Linked DNA regions of Homo sapiens: region 1 is linked to region 2. Evidence: read pairs that join two places in POLR2A ChIA-PET (ENCODE). Cell type or tissue: OCI-LY7. All regions are shown on one strand. Links, peaks and the distances in the headings refer to the core of each region. The heading gives the core; the rest is flanking DNA.

Evidence for each region. Peaks named below come from ENCODE experiments on the same cell type or tissue, not always from the same donor. Only the 100,000 strongest peaks of a DNase experiment are listed, where the experiment ranks them.
Region 1: POLR2A ChIA-PET joins it to region 2 with 8 read pairs; 2 of 35 experiments call an interaction of 5 or more read pairs at or near these places.

The regions. Positions count from the first base shown.
Region 1 is chr9:27,584,816-27,593,160 of GRCh38, reverse strand. No RefSeq gene overlaps it. Among named protein-coding and RNA genes, the nearest start is that of C9orf72, 16 kb to the right of the region's middle. In OCI-LY7, for the core only: no CTCF peak of the experiment used is centred there; DNase peaks (open chromatin) are centred at 4,440 and 4,770.
Region 2 is chr9:27,388,914-27,397,258 of GRCh38, reverse strand. All of the region lies in intron 2 of MOB3B (MOB kinase activator 3B), which reads left to right. Among named protein-coding and RNA genes, the nearest start is that of EQTN, 96 kb to the right of the region's middle. RefSeq lists an enhancer at 1,124-1,687. In OCI-LY7, for the core only: no CTCF peak of the experiment used is centred there; no DNase peak of the experiment used is centred there.

The DNA.
Region 1 (8,345 bases), core at 59-8,058, 200 kb before region 2:
TTTTGTTTTTTCATTCTGTTTATGTGGTGAATCACACTTATTGATTTGTTATGTTGAACCAGCCTTGCATCCCAGGAATAAAGCCTACTTGATTGTTGTGAATTAACTTTTTGATGTGCTTCTTGATTTAGTTTGCTCATATTTTGTTGAGGATTTTCGTGTTTATGTTAATCAGAGATATTGTCCTGAAGTTTTCTTTTTTCATTGTGTCTCTGGCAGATTTTGATATCAGGATGATGCTGGCATTGTAGAATGAGTTAGGGAGGAGCCCCTCTCCTTAATATTATGGAATAGTTTCAGTAAGATTACTATCAGTTCTTCTTTGTATGCTTGGTAGAATTCAGTTGTGAATCCATCTGGTCCAGGGCTAAATTTGGTTGGTAGGTTTTTTATTACTGATTCAATTTTGGAACTTGTTATAGGTCTGTTCAAGTTTTCACTTCCGTCCTGGTTCAATCTTGGGAGGTTGTATGTTTCCAGGAATTTATCCATTTCCTCTAGATTTCCTACTTTGTGTGCATAGAGGTGTTCATAACGGTCTCTGAAAATCTTTGGCATTTCTGTGGGATTGGTCGTAATGTCATTTTTGTCATTTCTTGTGCTTTTTGGAACTTCTGTCTGTTTTTCCTCGTTTTTCTAGCTAGCAGTCTATTAGTCTTGTTTATTCTTATGAAAAACCAACTCTTTGTTTCACTAACATTTTATGGACTTTTGCATCTCAATTTTATTTAGTCATTATCTGATTTTAGTTATGTCTTTTCCTCTGCTAGCTGTGAGATTGAATTGTGCTCTTTTTTTCTAGTTCCTCTAGTGTTATGTTAGATTGTTTAGTTGAGATCTTTCTAACCTCTTGATGAAGGCATTTTAGCACTATAAACTTTCCTCTTAACACTGCTTTTGCTACATCCCAAAGATTTTGGAAAGTTGTGTCTCTATTTTCATTAATTTCAAATAATTTTTTGATTTCTGCCTTAATTTCATTGTTCACCCAACAGTTATTCGGGAGCATGTGGCTTAATTTCCATGCTTTTGTGTAGTTTTGAGAGATCTTCTTGGTATTGATTTCTATTGTTATTTCACTATGATTTGAGAGTGGCCTTTGTATGATTTTAATTTTTTTTAATTTATTGAGACTTGCTTTATGACTGAGCATGTGGGGCAATCTTAGAATACGTTCCATGTGCATATGAGAAGAATGTGTGTTCTGTCATTGTTGGCTTGAGTATCCTAGAGAGGTCTATTAGGTCCAACTGGTCAAGTGTCAAGTTTAATTCCAGAATTCCTTCGTCAGTTTTCTGCCTCAGTGATCTGTCTAATGCTATCAGTGGAGTGATAAAGCCCCCACTAATATTGTGCTGCCATCTACGTTTTATTGTAGGCCAATAATTTGTTTTATGAATCTGAGTGCTCCAGTGTTGGGTGCATATATGTTTAGAATAGTTAAGTCTTTTTGTTCAATTGAACCTTTTATCATTTTATAATGCCCTTCTTTGTCCTTCCTGATTGTTGTTGGTTTAAAGTATGTTTTAATCTGATTTAAGGGTAGCAACTCCTGCTCTTTTTTGTTTTTCATTTGCATGGTAGATCTTTCTTCATTCTTTCACTTTGAGCCTGTGAGTGTCATTCATGTAGGATGCATCTTCTGAAAACAGCAGACAGTTGTGTCTTGTCTTTTTATCCAGCTTACCACTTTATGCATTTTAAAGGGAGAGTGTAGACTGTTTACATTTAGGGTTAGCATTGACATGTGAGATTTTGCTCCTGTCATTGTGTTGTTTAGCTGGTTGTTTTGTAGACTTCATTGTGTAATAAGTGTATTTTTATTGGTAGCAGGTTTCGTCTTTCATTTCCATGTTTAGCAATCACTTACGGATTTCCTGTAAGAATCATCTGGTGGTAATGAATCTCCTTGGTGCTTGCTTGTCTGAGAAGGATTGTATTTCTCCTTCACTTATGAAACTCAGTTTGGTGGGATATGAGTTCTTGGTTGAAATTTATTTTCTTTAATAATGCTGAAAATATAGGCCCCCCCATATCTTCTGGCTTGTAAGGTTTCTGCTGACAGAACTGTTGCTGGCCTGATGAGGTTCTTTTTGTAGGTGACCTGACCTTTCTCACTAGCTGCCTTAACAATTTTTTCTTTTGCATTGACCTTGGTGAATCTGATGACTATGTGACTTGGCAATGGTTGTCTTGTATAGTGTCTCACAGGAGTTCTCTGTATTTCTTGAATTTGTATGCCCACCTCTCTGGTGAGATAGGGGAAATTTTCATGGACTGCATCCTCAGATGTATGTTCTAAGTTGCTTACTCTCTTTCTCAGGAATGACTGTGAGTCATAGACTTGGTCTCTTTACATAACCTCATAAATCTTGAAGGTTTTGTTCATGTTTTAAATTCTTTTTTCTTTATTTTTGTCCAACCAAGTTGATTCAAATAACTGGTCTTCAAACTCTGAGATTCTTTCCTCAGCTTGGTCTGTTCTGCTGTTAATGCCTCTGACTATATTATGAAATTTTTGAAGTTGATCCCTCAATTTCTGAAGTTCAGTTTTGTTCTTTCTTAAAATAGCTATTTCATCTTTAAGCTCTTTGATCATTTTTCTGGATTCCTTGAGTTCCTTGTATTGGGTTTCAATGATCTCCTGGATCTTGATGTACTTCCTTGCCATCCAGATTCTGAATTCTATGTATGTCATTTGAGTCATTTTAATCTGGTTAAAATCCTTTGCTGGAGGACTTGTGTGTTTGTCTGGAGGTAAGGAGACACCAGCTTTTTTGAATTGCTAGAGTTCTTGAGATGACTCTTTAACATATGAGGGCTGGTGTTCCATTAACAATAGTGTACATTGAGTATAGTCAGTTGGCTTCATTCTGAGTGCTTTCAAAGGGCCAAAGCTCTGTACAGCATCTTTATTTGTGGCTAGATTTTTGCTTTAGGTTTCACAGGTGCTGTATATTGGAAAAATGTTTTTGGTGTTGTCATTTGGGGTGCAATCCAGTAGGTGATGCTTAAGAGTGGTAGCTGGCAGATAGGCTCTTACTCAGTCCACAGCTCTTTTGTATTTTGGTGCAGTCCTCAGTAGTGCTCTGTGGTGGTAGGGAGAGATGACCCCCTCACCAGATACATTCCTGGGCCTTGGGGGAGCCCTCTCTTATTACTGGCACTGCACCTGCATTTCATTTATTAGGTGTCCTGGGCTGCAGGGTGCCCTCAGGCAGAGGCTGCGGCTGGAAAATAGACCATACCCTTCCCTGGCTGGCCCTGCACAAGGAGGCACACCCTGTTCCTGAGCCAGTCCATGAACCCAGCTGTCTCACCCCTCTCAGTGTTCTGAGAGTAGGGGATCCCCCACTGCTTGAGCACCATGAGCCCCTCCTGGCTACAGGCAGTGGGGGTAGGTATAGTCTCTCAACCCACTGTCCAACTGATTTCCAGGGTAACAGAGAGCTGTGCCTGCCCACAGAGTTCAGGCAGAGGCCAGGCCATTGTGCTGGAAGCTGATGCTAAGCCTTGTCTGATGATGGGGAGTGAAGCAATGTAACGGCTCCCTAACTGTGGCTTCTCTCAGGGCTATGGCAGCTGGCATGAGACTGCTCCAGGTCCAAGGCCTGTGGGACTTCCTGTGGACTTGAGTTTTGCCTCTGCAAACACTCCAGCAACTCTCTATGTCAGTCTAGAGGCCCAGGGACACGGATCAGGTATTGGGATGAAGGGGTTCTCCAGTTCCCAGGATTTCACAGGTCCCTGTGGAAAGTGAGGATCCCCCAGGGGCTCTCACTCACTCACCCTTTCTCTATGTTGGGGAGCTTCCCCTGGCTCCATGCCCATCTTGGGTGGCCAGCTGCCCAGCTTCACTCTTCCCTGTTCTCTGTGTCCCCTCACTCCCTTAATTGTCCTGATATCGTTCCTTAGGTGATCTACTTGCAGAGGCAGTGTTTACTCGCCACTTGTTTTCTCTCTGTGAGAGTAGCACACACTAGCTGCTACTCATCTAGCATCTTGAATTCTTCCCATCTGAAAAAGTTTCAACTGCAATCACAGTTAAAGAAATACAAAAACAATAGCACTCTAAGTTACAACTTCTCACCTATAGAATTCAAAAACATCCAAATGATTAACTAAACATTTGTTTGGTAGATCTGTGGGAAAACATGAATTCCTTGTGAATTACTGGAGAAAATGAAAATGATGCAACACTTATGGAAGAAAATTTGGGGATTTTTGGGGGGGAGGGGAACAATATATTTAAAACTATAAATGCATTTATCCTAGCAATTCTATGAATGGGGATTTATCTTAGGGTACACCTGCACACTTAGGAAATAATGTATGCAGTCATTCATTACAGAATTGTTTGTAATAGCAACAACCTGAAAAGCAACTCATATATCCATCCATCACACAGGGACTGGTTTCATGACTACGGTTCATGAATACTCTGCAGCCCTTAGAAAGAATGAGGAAGTGGCCGGGCACGGTGGCTCATGCCTGTAATCCCAGCACTTTGGGAGGCCGAGGCGGGTGGATCACGAGGTCAGGAGATCAAGACCATCCTGGCTAACACGGTGAAACCCCGTCTCTACTAAAAACAATACAAAAAAATTAGCCAGGCAGGCGCCTATAGTCCCAGCTATTCGGGAGGCTGAGGCCGGAGAATGGCATGAACCCGGGAGGCAGAGCTTGCAGTGAGCCGAGATAACGCCACTGCACTCCATCCAGCCTGGGCGACAGAGCGAGACTCCGTCAAAAAAAAAAAAAAAGAGGAAGTTCTCTATGCGCTGACATGGAAGGAAGACAGATGGTTGAATGAAAAAAGTACATAATTAGCCATAAAGTGTAAGACTTTTTGTCTAAAAAAGAAGGGTGATATAATTGCATATTTATATTTTCTTCCATTTATATTAAGAGATAATAAAGGTACACAAATTGGCTAGAATAAAGTGGTTTCCTATAAAGGGTAAGAGTAATTGAGTGGATGAAGACTAGGGTTAGGGATAGATTTCTCAGTGTATTCATTTTAATATATGTATTCATTTTATATATGTACTAATTTTTATATATGTATTTATTTTATATTTTGATTTTCTTAACATAAATATATTATTCCTTCATAAAATTAAACTTGATACATTTTTGATTACTAGATATGTAGAAAGCATTATGTTCAGTACCACAGTAATACTTTCAAACCAGCTACAATTAGTATTTATGAGCATCTATGTGCCAGACATTGTGTTCTGCTTTGGTTGGTGGGGGTAGAGGAGGAAAGGAAACCATGGCTTACATAGGAGTGGAAGTCTTGTCTTTCACTTTGCACCTCTCTCCTTCAGACCTAGCATAAATATGACCTTAGGGGAGGCAGAACACATATGATAAAGAGATAACTAGCAAGAGACATAATAGTAGCTAAATAAATACTGAAGGAAAAATTCAGGAAGAGGTAGGAAGGATATGCCTCATCACTTCCACCTGTTAAGAAAAACTTTAGACATTCTTGCCAATATTCCTTATTGCCTGTCTTTTGAACAAATGCCATTATCACTAGAGTGAAATGATATTTCATTGTAGTTTTGATTTGCATTTCTCTCATGATCGGTGATGTTGAGCACCTTTTTATATACCTGTTTGCCATTTGTATGTCTTCTCTTGAAAAATGTCTATTCAGATCTTTGCCCATTTTTAAATGGCGTAATACATTTTTTCCTATTGAGTTGTTTGAGTTCTTTATATATTCTGGTTATTAATCCCTTGTCAGATGAATAATTTGCAAATATTTTCTCCCATTCTGAGGATTACCAGAGGCTCAGAGGGGTAATGGTGGTGGGGGAGAATAAAAATGGTTAATGAGTACAAAAATATAGATAGGAGTAATAAGATCTAGTATCTGATAGCACAACAGGGTAATTACAGCCAACAAAAATTTATTGTGCATTTCAAAATAACTAAGAGTATAATTGGAATGTCTGTAACACAAAGAAGCAATAAATGCTTGAGGTGATGTGAGGGGATGGATATCTAATTTACCTTGATGTGATTATTACATATTGTATGCCTGCATCAAAATAGCTCATGTATCTTATAAGTATATACACCTATTATGTACCCATTAAATTTTTTAAGAACTTTAAACAAATCAAATTTAACAGAGTTTAATTGGGCAAAGAATGATTTGAGGATCAGGCAACCCCCAGAAACAGAAGAGGTTCAAAGCAACTCAGTGCTGTCACATGGTTGGAGAGGATTTATGGGCAGAAAAGGGAAAGAGAGATACAGAAAATGGAAGTGAGGTACACAAACAGCTGGATTGGTTACAGCTTGCCATTTGCGTTATTTGAACATAATCTGAACAGTTGGCTGTCTTTGCTTGACCAAAACTTGGTGTTTGGTACAAGAGCAGATTACAGTCTATTTACACATCCAGTTAGTTTACAGTTCACTATACACGAAGAAGAAACCTTTAAGCAGAACTTAAAATATGCAAAGAGGAAGCTTTAAGTTAAACTTAATTTAACACACCCAATTATCAAAAAATGAGTAGCTCTGCAAAAGTGGATTTTCCTGGTCATCTTTGGTACTTCCTTAAAAAAGAGAAAAGTAGTACTCACGATAAAAAAAAAAAAGTCCTCAAGTCTTTATTTTATTCCTTTCCAATTTAAAATGTTACATCATCTGAGGAAGGTTTTTCCCTTTGACCGCTTTCATAGACATTTCTTCTGCATGGGTTGGCCAGAATCAGAAGAGTAATTGTAACTTTCTGTTCTTGTCCTACAGTTACAAAGCGGTTTCACTTTGTAAATGCTCTTTGGATGGCAGGAACCAAGCAGCCATGAAAAGAGGAGTTACACCTTTAAAGGAGTCATTCCATCATGACTCTCAGGACTGGAACATGGAATACCTGAATGGCCTCTTTGGCACAGATAGGCCACCCTTGAAAGGTGTTCCAAGCTAGGAACTCACTACCACTGTTACATCGATGCAACTCTGTGAGAAGTTTTTATCTGGTGATGGAAAATCTCATCTCTTCAACACACTGACTACTACCAGTCTCAGAACCCTGTAAACAAGATTCATTCATCTCAAATTGGGTTAAAGCAGTCACCCTGCCTTACATTAGTTTGGAATAAGGATGTGGGGATGGTGGTAGAGGAGGGGAGTGGATGATGATTTTTTTATTGTTATTTGATTCTAAAGAAACTTCTATACATTTTGCATTTAAAATAATTATGTTTTTAACAATGTTTGGATTAATTCAAAATAGGATATTATATCCTATTATATTAAATATACTATTTAATCATCTTGTTGACCAAATGCAACTTAAACATGTAAAATGGTAAATAGCATAATAATTGTCTTCTAAGCCTGCACTATAAAGTATTTCAGTGGCCTCATTATTAAAGGACCAAGGTGCCCAAAGAAACAAAATTTAGTAATCATAAACAAGAGACAAACCTACTTCTTTTCCCCCAGAGTTCTGGCCACATTGAAATAAGGTGTTTGAATGCTTAATAAGAATTATTTTGGCCCACACAGTGGCTCATGCCTGTAATCTCAGCACTTTGGGATGCCAAGGTGAGCAGATCACTTGAGGCCAGGAGTTCAAGACCAGCGTGGCCAACGTGGTGAAACCCCATCTCTACTAAAAATACAAAAATTAGCCCGGTGTGGTGGTACACGCCTATAGTCCCAGCTACTCGGGAGACTGAGGTGGGAGAATCACTTGAACCCGGGAGGCCAAGGCTGCAATATCGAGATCACACCACTGCACTCTAGCCTGGGCAACAGAGTGAGAGTGAGACTCTTTCTCGGAAAAAAAAAAAAAGAATTATTTTGAACAAAGTGCTGTCACCTAAGTTAGCAAAACTCCAAGCAAGGTTTTTGGCTCTGTAAGGAAAGAATTAGCCTACTCATTTGGAAATTTAGTGGTGTTTGTAATGCAGAAAGTGACAGTGAGACTGGAAAGGGATTGGCTTTGGGGCTTGTTCTGCTTTATAAATAATAATGAATCTTCTCCAACATGAAGTAATGTGAATTAAAAAAAAAAAATCTGTCCTTAGAGTACAAAATTACTTCATAACCCAATCTGCATTTCTCCACTCCAAGCATATTTTCTGGGAGTTCTACTTAGAGAGTGAAAGCTGCTGTGTGTGTGATAATTAATTTTAACAAACACTTGGCAAACTGAGCTGGACTATGTATAAGCTACCCTAGACTAAGCATGAATTTGAACTGCACTTTTTATGGTGTTTTTTCCACAATGACATTATTTAGGCATTTAAAGTTATCTGAACTGCAATTTTTTGTTCTTTTTTTTTTAATTTGACTTTTTAAAAAAAATTATT
Region 2 (8,345 bases), core at 45-8,044:
GCCTGCCACATGACTTGGAACGATTGAGTTATGGAGAATCTCTGCACCTCCGTATAGAAGAAATAGTATGAGGCATTTCTCTTGAACAGCGCTATCCTTCTTCCTGCATTTTCCCTCTTCCCCAACTTCTGTTGAACAAAGAAGAAGGACTGTCTTGTAGATGTTACTGTCCTATGACAAAGGTCTTTTCCACTACACAAAGAAAATTTGCTTGGAATGGGCCCAAAATATTATTTCCTTAAAAGCTGCTCAAAAAGATGATGAAGGCATCTTACCAAATATCAGGAGATTGTATTCTAGTTTGTCCTTGATTTGGTGTTTGGCCTTGCACAAGTCATTAAATGTCTGTCCTCCTTTTTCCTTACTGTAAAATGAAGAGGGTTAACGTGGATGGTTAAATGCGTTACCATTTTGAGATTGTAATAGCTAAGTCTTAGGGCACCTAGGATGCTAAAATTAACATTTTGCTCAGCCAAAAATCAGGCTGCCTTGAGGGTAAATGAATTTTATGGAGACACTGTGATAGTTAAGAAGAGGGCTGAACTTATTAGAAGAGACATGATGTCATCCTTATTCACAGACTGGAATAAATTCTGCCATATTCAGTGGGGAAGGAGACTAAATTTAGATAGTCAAGGTGAAATAGTGGTAGATAGTCAAGGAGAAATATGGGAAACATAAAGTAGTAAGGAAATATGATTAGAAAGGAAGAAAAAACAAGGTACATATCATTTAGGGCTCCTTGGTTGCAAGCAACAGAAACTGACTCTGACTAACCTGAGTAGGAAACAGGATTTATTAGAAAGAAGGTGACCTCAGAGTCAAATAATGATTCTGGTGTGTGTGAATTGGGGTGGATAGGAGTGGGCTTGGGGATAACCGATTGGCAAACTTGCCAGAGCCCCAGTGACTGAGGGAGCAGTTCCCCCAGGGACGAAAGCTATGAATAGAGAAGGGGGAAAAGGACTGCTGAATATAAAAAATAATACAAGAAATATAAATATTTCTTGAACAAGAAAATAAGAGAATTGCCTCAACCTACTGTCAGTGATACATCTGTTTGAAGCAAAAGAAAATGTGGTTTACTATTTTGGAGAAGGAAAAAAATACATGTAGGGAAAGTGTATCAGGAAAGGAACCTGAAATAAATTTAACCAAATTCATTTATTCTTGAGCATTTTTAGAGCCCTCCCCCACACCCCTACCTTAAGTGGCCAGGCACCTTGTGCTCAGTATCCAAAAAAGGTAACATAACCCCCGTCCTCAAAGCTCCCAGCCAGTAACACAATAATTGTGATTTCCTCACTTTTTGATTGTTCTGTACATGCCAAGCTGCTTGCTGAGTGCTTTAAAAGCATGTCTCATTTAATCCTGCAAGTGCTCCTTGAACGAGTCCTATTGTTATCTCCATTGTGTAGATGCCACTGAGGAGCAACAGAATGAGCCTAAAGTTAGAAAGCAAATCAGGCTGAGCCTGACTCAGCCCTGGTCAGCTTGGCTCCAGGACCTGGGCTCTTGCTACCGTTCTGTGTTGCCTTTCTTAGCAAGTAGAGGAGGAAAAAGAAAACAGAAACACAAAGGAAGGGACAACACACCCATATGGTATCTCCTGTTATTGACTAGATCACTGAGCGTTGCAGTATTTAAGGATTGAATCACATTCGCTCCCTGTTGATGCCTGCAATAAGTTATTAAAAACAGCCATGCACAATCAGTGAGCAGGCTAGCAACTGTTCCAAAGCAGGATAGAACCTGCCTCTCTCTGTCTGGGGCATACCAACCTATCAACAGTCTTTTTTTTTTTAAAAAATCTATTTATTATTTAATTGGCAAATAAAAATTATATGTATTTATGGTGTATAACATGTTGCTTTGATATATGTTTACATCGTGGAATGATTAAAACAAGCTAATGAACACGAATCAACTCATATCATTTTTTGTGGTGAGAACATTTACAATCTAGTCTCTTAACACTTTTCAAGTACATAATACAGTATATGCATTAACTATATGCAACACAGTATATAACACATCTTCAGAACTTTTTCCTCCTAACTGAAACTTTGTACCCTTTGATCAATATCTCCCCGCTTCAGCGGTCTTTTGATGCTTCTACAACAAGACATCCCGACTTAATGACTCCACAGATGACCTTTTCTCCACCCCCCAAACAAAGTACAGATTTCATGTCTAAATTTTTTATCCTAAGCCAAGATAAGAATGTTATTGTCTCTTCTGTGCCTGGACCTCTCATCAGCAGTGAATGGAAATCTCAATGATTAATACAATATTTTCAATCTAATAGAGCTGCTGGCTCACAGCCACTTGTCTTGAGACATCTCACTGTCAAAGCATGACTCTCAATACATGAAATATACAGTGGGCATCAAACTATATTCCCAGCTTTTAAGATAACATGATTTTCTCCTTTTCTATGTTTTACTAATTTTTATTAAAAAGTATGTTTACTTTTACAATAGAAAAAAAAAAGTCAGTTAAGAAGAATGCCTGCTATGCTGTGGTTAATCTAAAGTTAATTACTTCTCTGCCACCTACTCCTTTGTTTATAAAGGACTCTATTGTAGGTGCTGGAAGCATAAGTAGGTGTGACCGTCAGGTTCCTATACACTAAATCTAAATTTGCTGCCTACTCACTGGCATTTTGTGGCTTTTGTACCTTTTCTTCAAGCCTCCTTCTGGACACAGTTTATCCAATGGCTGGTATCATGTGGGTTTGTCAGTCTTTATAGCTCATTTGGGATTGCTTCTTTTGGTAGTTCTGTGTTTTGGAACTCTAGGCCTCTGCTTTTGTTTTCTTTTCCTTCAAATAGTCATTGAAGTCCAGAGTGTTGGCAGTGACCTTTGAAAATGTTTTTACAGCTTACAGAGACTTCCTGACATGTTTTATTAGCTCTTGGTGGTAGCTAATAAAGTGAGTCTTAGCAAAGCCGTGTAACATGACAGATTAGAGCCACTTCCAAAATAACCACTCACCAGAGTTATCTTGAAGGAGGCTTGACGACAGGATATTTGGCTACCGCTTTCTGTCCAGTTCAGCAGGGCATGTGTGATTACCTCTTGAAGAAGGGAGGTCATTCCTTTAGGAAATACAGTGACCAACTTATGATGAAAGAACCACAAACACTGAGAGCCCCCTGCACCAGTAAAACAGAGATGTGATTGCTGTAGGGATTGATTAATGAGTTATTCCACAAAACTTTTGCCTCCTACCTTCACAGAGTTAGAATATGAGCCAAAGCTGGTCATCTACCTTTTAAGAGGAGGAAAAGAAGTGAAAACAACCCTCCCTGAACACTCATGAGTGTTCAATAAGATCTCTCTTTTCTATCTTATCTTTATTTTTATTTTTTTACTTGGAGGAGTGGTTTAGCAAAATGACATGGAGTTTGGATTCTGGATTTCCACAGATCTGGATTCAAATCCTGCATCTGCCATTGATCAGCTGGGTGATCTTAAGCAAGTGTTCGCTTAAGACTTGGTTTCTTCATCTGGAAAGTGGGGATAATAATCGAAGGTTTGTTGTGAGGAATAAAATGTGGCCAAGTCTGTACACTGCTTAGCACAGTGCTTGACATGTAAGCACTCAAAGAATGTTAGCTATGAAGTTATTTTCTTAAATTCCTTGCAGAGCCATGTGTGAACTCTGTTTGTAGAATAATATTTATCTATATGCCTTCCTCCACCCAGGTCTACCATTTTGCACAACTCCTTGGGAACACAATTAGCAATGGGACATCATTCACATAGAATACAGTATCGATGGTGTCCTTCGAGTTCCACAACAGAGCAACTACCTCCTCATCCTCCACTTCCTCCTCTCTCTACCTCTCTCTGTTACACACACACACACACACACACACACTTCTCTGCACCCTATATAAATAATCATGCACTTCTCTGCACCCTATACAAACAAGCTTTTTAAGTTATTTTTGTGCCCTCTACAAATAATCACCTGGCCTATATTTACTTTGGGGAAATAACTTCTTCATAAATAGGCGTAACAGAAAAAGCAGAACTGACCTAGACAGCCTTTTAAACACCTATAGCAAGGATTTACTTGTACCCTGTGCATTTTGTGACAAACAAGGTGTAGAACTGCTATTTCAGATAGTCAGTAATAGCCAGGTATTAAGAATCTGTCTAATGTGAAACTCCGTCAGAATCTAAAGCAAGAGAAAAAAAGCTAAAAATAAAATGCTAGGGACAATCAGTTAATCAGCCACTTTTCCTCCTTTTTATCTCAAGCAACACTTTGTCTCAAGTCTGTCTCAAGTCCAACAAGGGTCTTAGTAGATTGTAAATCCATAGAAGACAAAACCAGGGAATGTGGACATTTTTTGAGTCCCTTCTGTATGTCAGTTGATTAATCCATGTAAGGTCATTAATAGTCATGACGATGATTATCTTTATTTTATAGATAAGGAAACCAAGACCAATTGGTTATGTAAGTGATGCCCAAATCACACAGCTAGCAAGAGGAAGAGCTTAGAATTGACTTTTTTATCTTTCCAAAACACTGGTCTCTCCACTGCCTGAGAGCTTCCCAAGTATCAGAGCTCCATTCATGAAAATGAATAGGACAGGACATCAAATGGCTCGTCTTTATTCCTACAGTTGTTCATGTAAAGGATTGTCTTTTATTCTGGGATTATAGCTTTCTTGTTTTTTTTCTTTTGTGGTGCAAAAATGCCCTTTTATGAAATGAGTGAGAGTTAGTGAGACTTTTTTAAGTGCCCTTTTGGCAACATAAACGTAGGCGACTTTATGTTGATCCCCTTGCCCAATTTTTAAAATTTCCTGGATTTTGAAACCCAGAAGTCTAGTCCTACTACGGTATACCATTTTGCTTTCCTCCAAATATTTGCAGATGTTTTAAACGTTCTCTTTGCATTATAGAATACTCTTACAACCTAGGGGCCTGCTATGCAGTTATTTCTCATTAAGCTTCAATGATGTTCAAGAATTACCTGTTCCCACATATGATAAAGAAAACTTGTTTCTTTATTTGAATTCCACCAAAAAATGGTTCTAAATAAGAATCCTCTAGAAAATGTATTAAAATATTAGATTCTGGAGCCCTGCCCTCAAAGATTGATTCAGTAGTTCTGGGTGAGACCCAAATTTGGATTTTTTGCAAGCCTCTGAGGGGATTCTGATGCTGCTTATATGGGGATAGTACTTCCAGGAACTCTTATAGAAAGGCATTGAATCTGATATGAAATTATCTCTCCTCTGCATTGAGAATTCTGTATTTTTGCCATAGAGACTTATAGAGGCATGGCATCATGTCAAGCTCAATTTTGTGAATTATATGAGATTTCTACATCTATTTTTGGTTAAAATACTGGAGCAGAATCATCTTATTTGCTTTAAGCACTTCCTCTCAAAATCAAATTAAGTAAAATTAATCTCTTCGAAGAAAAGCATTCTCTAAATTTGAAGTCACTTTTATGCTTAACTGAACATATGATACCTCCAAGCTGAATCCTGGGCCCGTCAGGGAAGTCTGAGTTCCGTATGTGACATCAGTTGGTTGCTATGGAAGTGTAGGCTGTGCTATAAATTCCAGCTCCACGCAGATTTCTCTTGATTGCAAGTCAATTGAGAATGATTTGTAATTTTTTGGATCACACTCAGAGATGCTATTTAGTGTAAACACTTACTTTCATTAAAATAGTTTAATAATTGATGTCTATGGTTTCCAAACGTTTTCAGCATCACATTTTGCACATGAATAGCACACTTCCAACAATAACATAACTCATTACATGACGGGATTATTGACCCAAGAGAGGTGAATCAGTTTATCCAGGACACAAAAATAACTTAAAAAGCTCTGCCCCCTTCCCCTAGGGACCTTTTAAGCTTTACCCACCACACCCAACCATTCATTTATATAAATAAACTTCACCAAGATCAGATATACTGCCAATATTTTAAAAAGAAGATTATTACTGAAGAATCTGCTGAGGTGAGAGGTAGGCAGTCGCCTCTGAATAGGATGTGCTCAGCCAAACACCATCCTGTGAACGTGGTACATTTAACCAAAGCTCTCTTCTTCCCAAGACCTCGTTTCAGAAAAGAGTAGGTGTGAGTAAAGGGTTCATGCCTTTGCTTCTCTACTTCTCTGCCTGACTAACTCAAACTTCAGAACTCCTCCAGGATTTTTTCTGATTTATTCTGTTCAGGCTGCTATAAGAAAATGCTGTAGACTGAGTAACTTGTAAACACAGTTTCTCACAGCTCTGGAGGCTGGAAAAGCCAAGATCAGGATGCCAGCATGGTCAGGTTCTGGTGTAGACTGCCAGTTTCTCAGTGTGTCCTCAGGTGGTGGAAGCGGGGAGGAAGCTTTCTGGAGCTTAAGGCTTTTATAAGGGTAATAATCCCATTCGTGAGGGCTCTGCTCTCATGACCTGATCACCACTCAAAGGCTCTACCTCCTAATATCACCTTGGGGGTTAGGATTTCAACATACAAATTTTGGGGGGACTCAAACATTCAGTCCATTGCACCCTCTGATTCCTTCAACTGGGTTAAGTTCTCCGCCCTTAGTCTCTCACTGCTGAACTCCAATACATATATTCTCACTATGGTGAAAGGATTTCGCCCTGATTGCAGGCTCTGTGATCAGACAGCCTGGCTTCAGATTACCTGTCTGCCAGTTACCCTGTGGGAACTAAAGCTTATGAAATGTTAGCAGTGTCTGGTACATAAATAATATTAGCAACTTGGCCGGGCACGGTGGCTCACGCCTATAATCCCAGCACTTTGGGAGGCTGAGTGGGGAGGATCACTTGAGGCCTGGAGTTCATGACCAACCTGGTCAACATGGCAAAACCCCGTCTCTACTAAAAATACAAAAATTAGCCACAGTTGTGGCGGGTGCCTGTAACCCCAGAGGAGGCAGTGAGCGGAGATCGCCCACTGCACTCCAGCCTGGGCCACAGAGTGAGACTCAGTCTCAAAAATATATATAATTAGCCAGGCGTGGTGGCATACACCTGTGATCTCAGCTACTCAGGAGGCTGAGGCAAGAGAAACGCTTGAACTTGGGAGGCGGAGGTAGGCGGAGGTTGCTGTGAGCCAAGATCACACCACTGCACTCCAGCCTGGGTAACATAGCGAGACTCCGTCTCAAATATATATATACACACATATATATTTTATATATATATATGCAACTATTGAAATATGATTTAGGAAATTGGTGATTTAGGAAATTGGTGTACTTCTACTTTCATTCCAAGTAACAACTTTTATTTTATTTTTATTTTTAATTATTTTTTTAGCAGATGCTTAGAGTGGAGGGTTGTGAAAAATTCAGAGGCCATATCCAGGATTAAGAGGGAAAGACTGGAGATCAAGTGGTGATGTCTCCTCGGTCTCGGTCCAGGCTGGAAATGGGAGCTGTATGCCACATATTTTCTCTTTCTGCACTAGACTAAAAGTGACTTAAAAGTGCTAATTCATTCAGGCCTTTAATTTATTTACTACTATGTACCAAGCACTGTGGTTTCCATAGCATATACATTAATGAATAAAACAGACAGAGCCCTGGCCTCAGGGAGCTAATGGACTAGTGAAAGAACCGGATAATCATAAGGAAGCTAGAAAATAAAGACAGAATACAACTAGTGATGGGGAGTGCTGTGAAGAAAACCATGATTATAGCCACAAAGAATCGAGGGTGGGTCAGAAAGCTACATTAGAAAAGGTGGTCAGAGGAGGCATCTCAAGAGAGATGGGAAAAGTGTCCGAGCAGTGAGAACAGCGCATGCCAGGACCTGAAGTAGAGAAGCTCTCGGCATGTTCAAGTAATTGGAAAGAAGCCCATTTGGCTGCAGCGTAATCAGAAAGAGGAGTGGAATGAAACGGTGGGGTCGCAGGGAGATAGGCAGGAGGCAGAGCACATAAAGCAGTGGTTCTCAGCCTCAAGCATGTATCCCAACTCCCCAGAGAGCTTGTGAAAACACAGATTGCTGCCCCACTCCCAGAGTTTCTGATCCAGTAAGTTTGGGGTGGAGCCTGAAAATTTGCATTTCTAACAAGTTCCAAGTGATGCTGCAGGTCTGGGGACCACTCTATGAGTACTCCTGATATAAGCCTTTTTCAGTCCACGGCAAAGGGCTTGGATTTTATTGGAAGCATTAGTGGGATACCATCAAAGGAGGTCAAGAGTGATAGCTTTAATTATTATTTTTAAAATGATTACTCAGACCATTGTGTGGAGAATTCATTAGAAATTGTCAAGACTAAAAATGGGGAGGCTATTCAGAAAGTTGTTTACAGTGGTCAGGCGAGGGCAGTGGCAGTAGAGG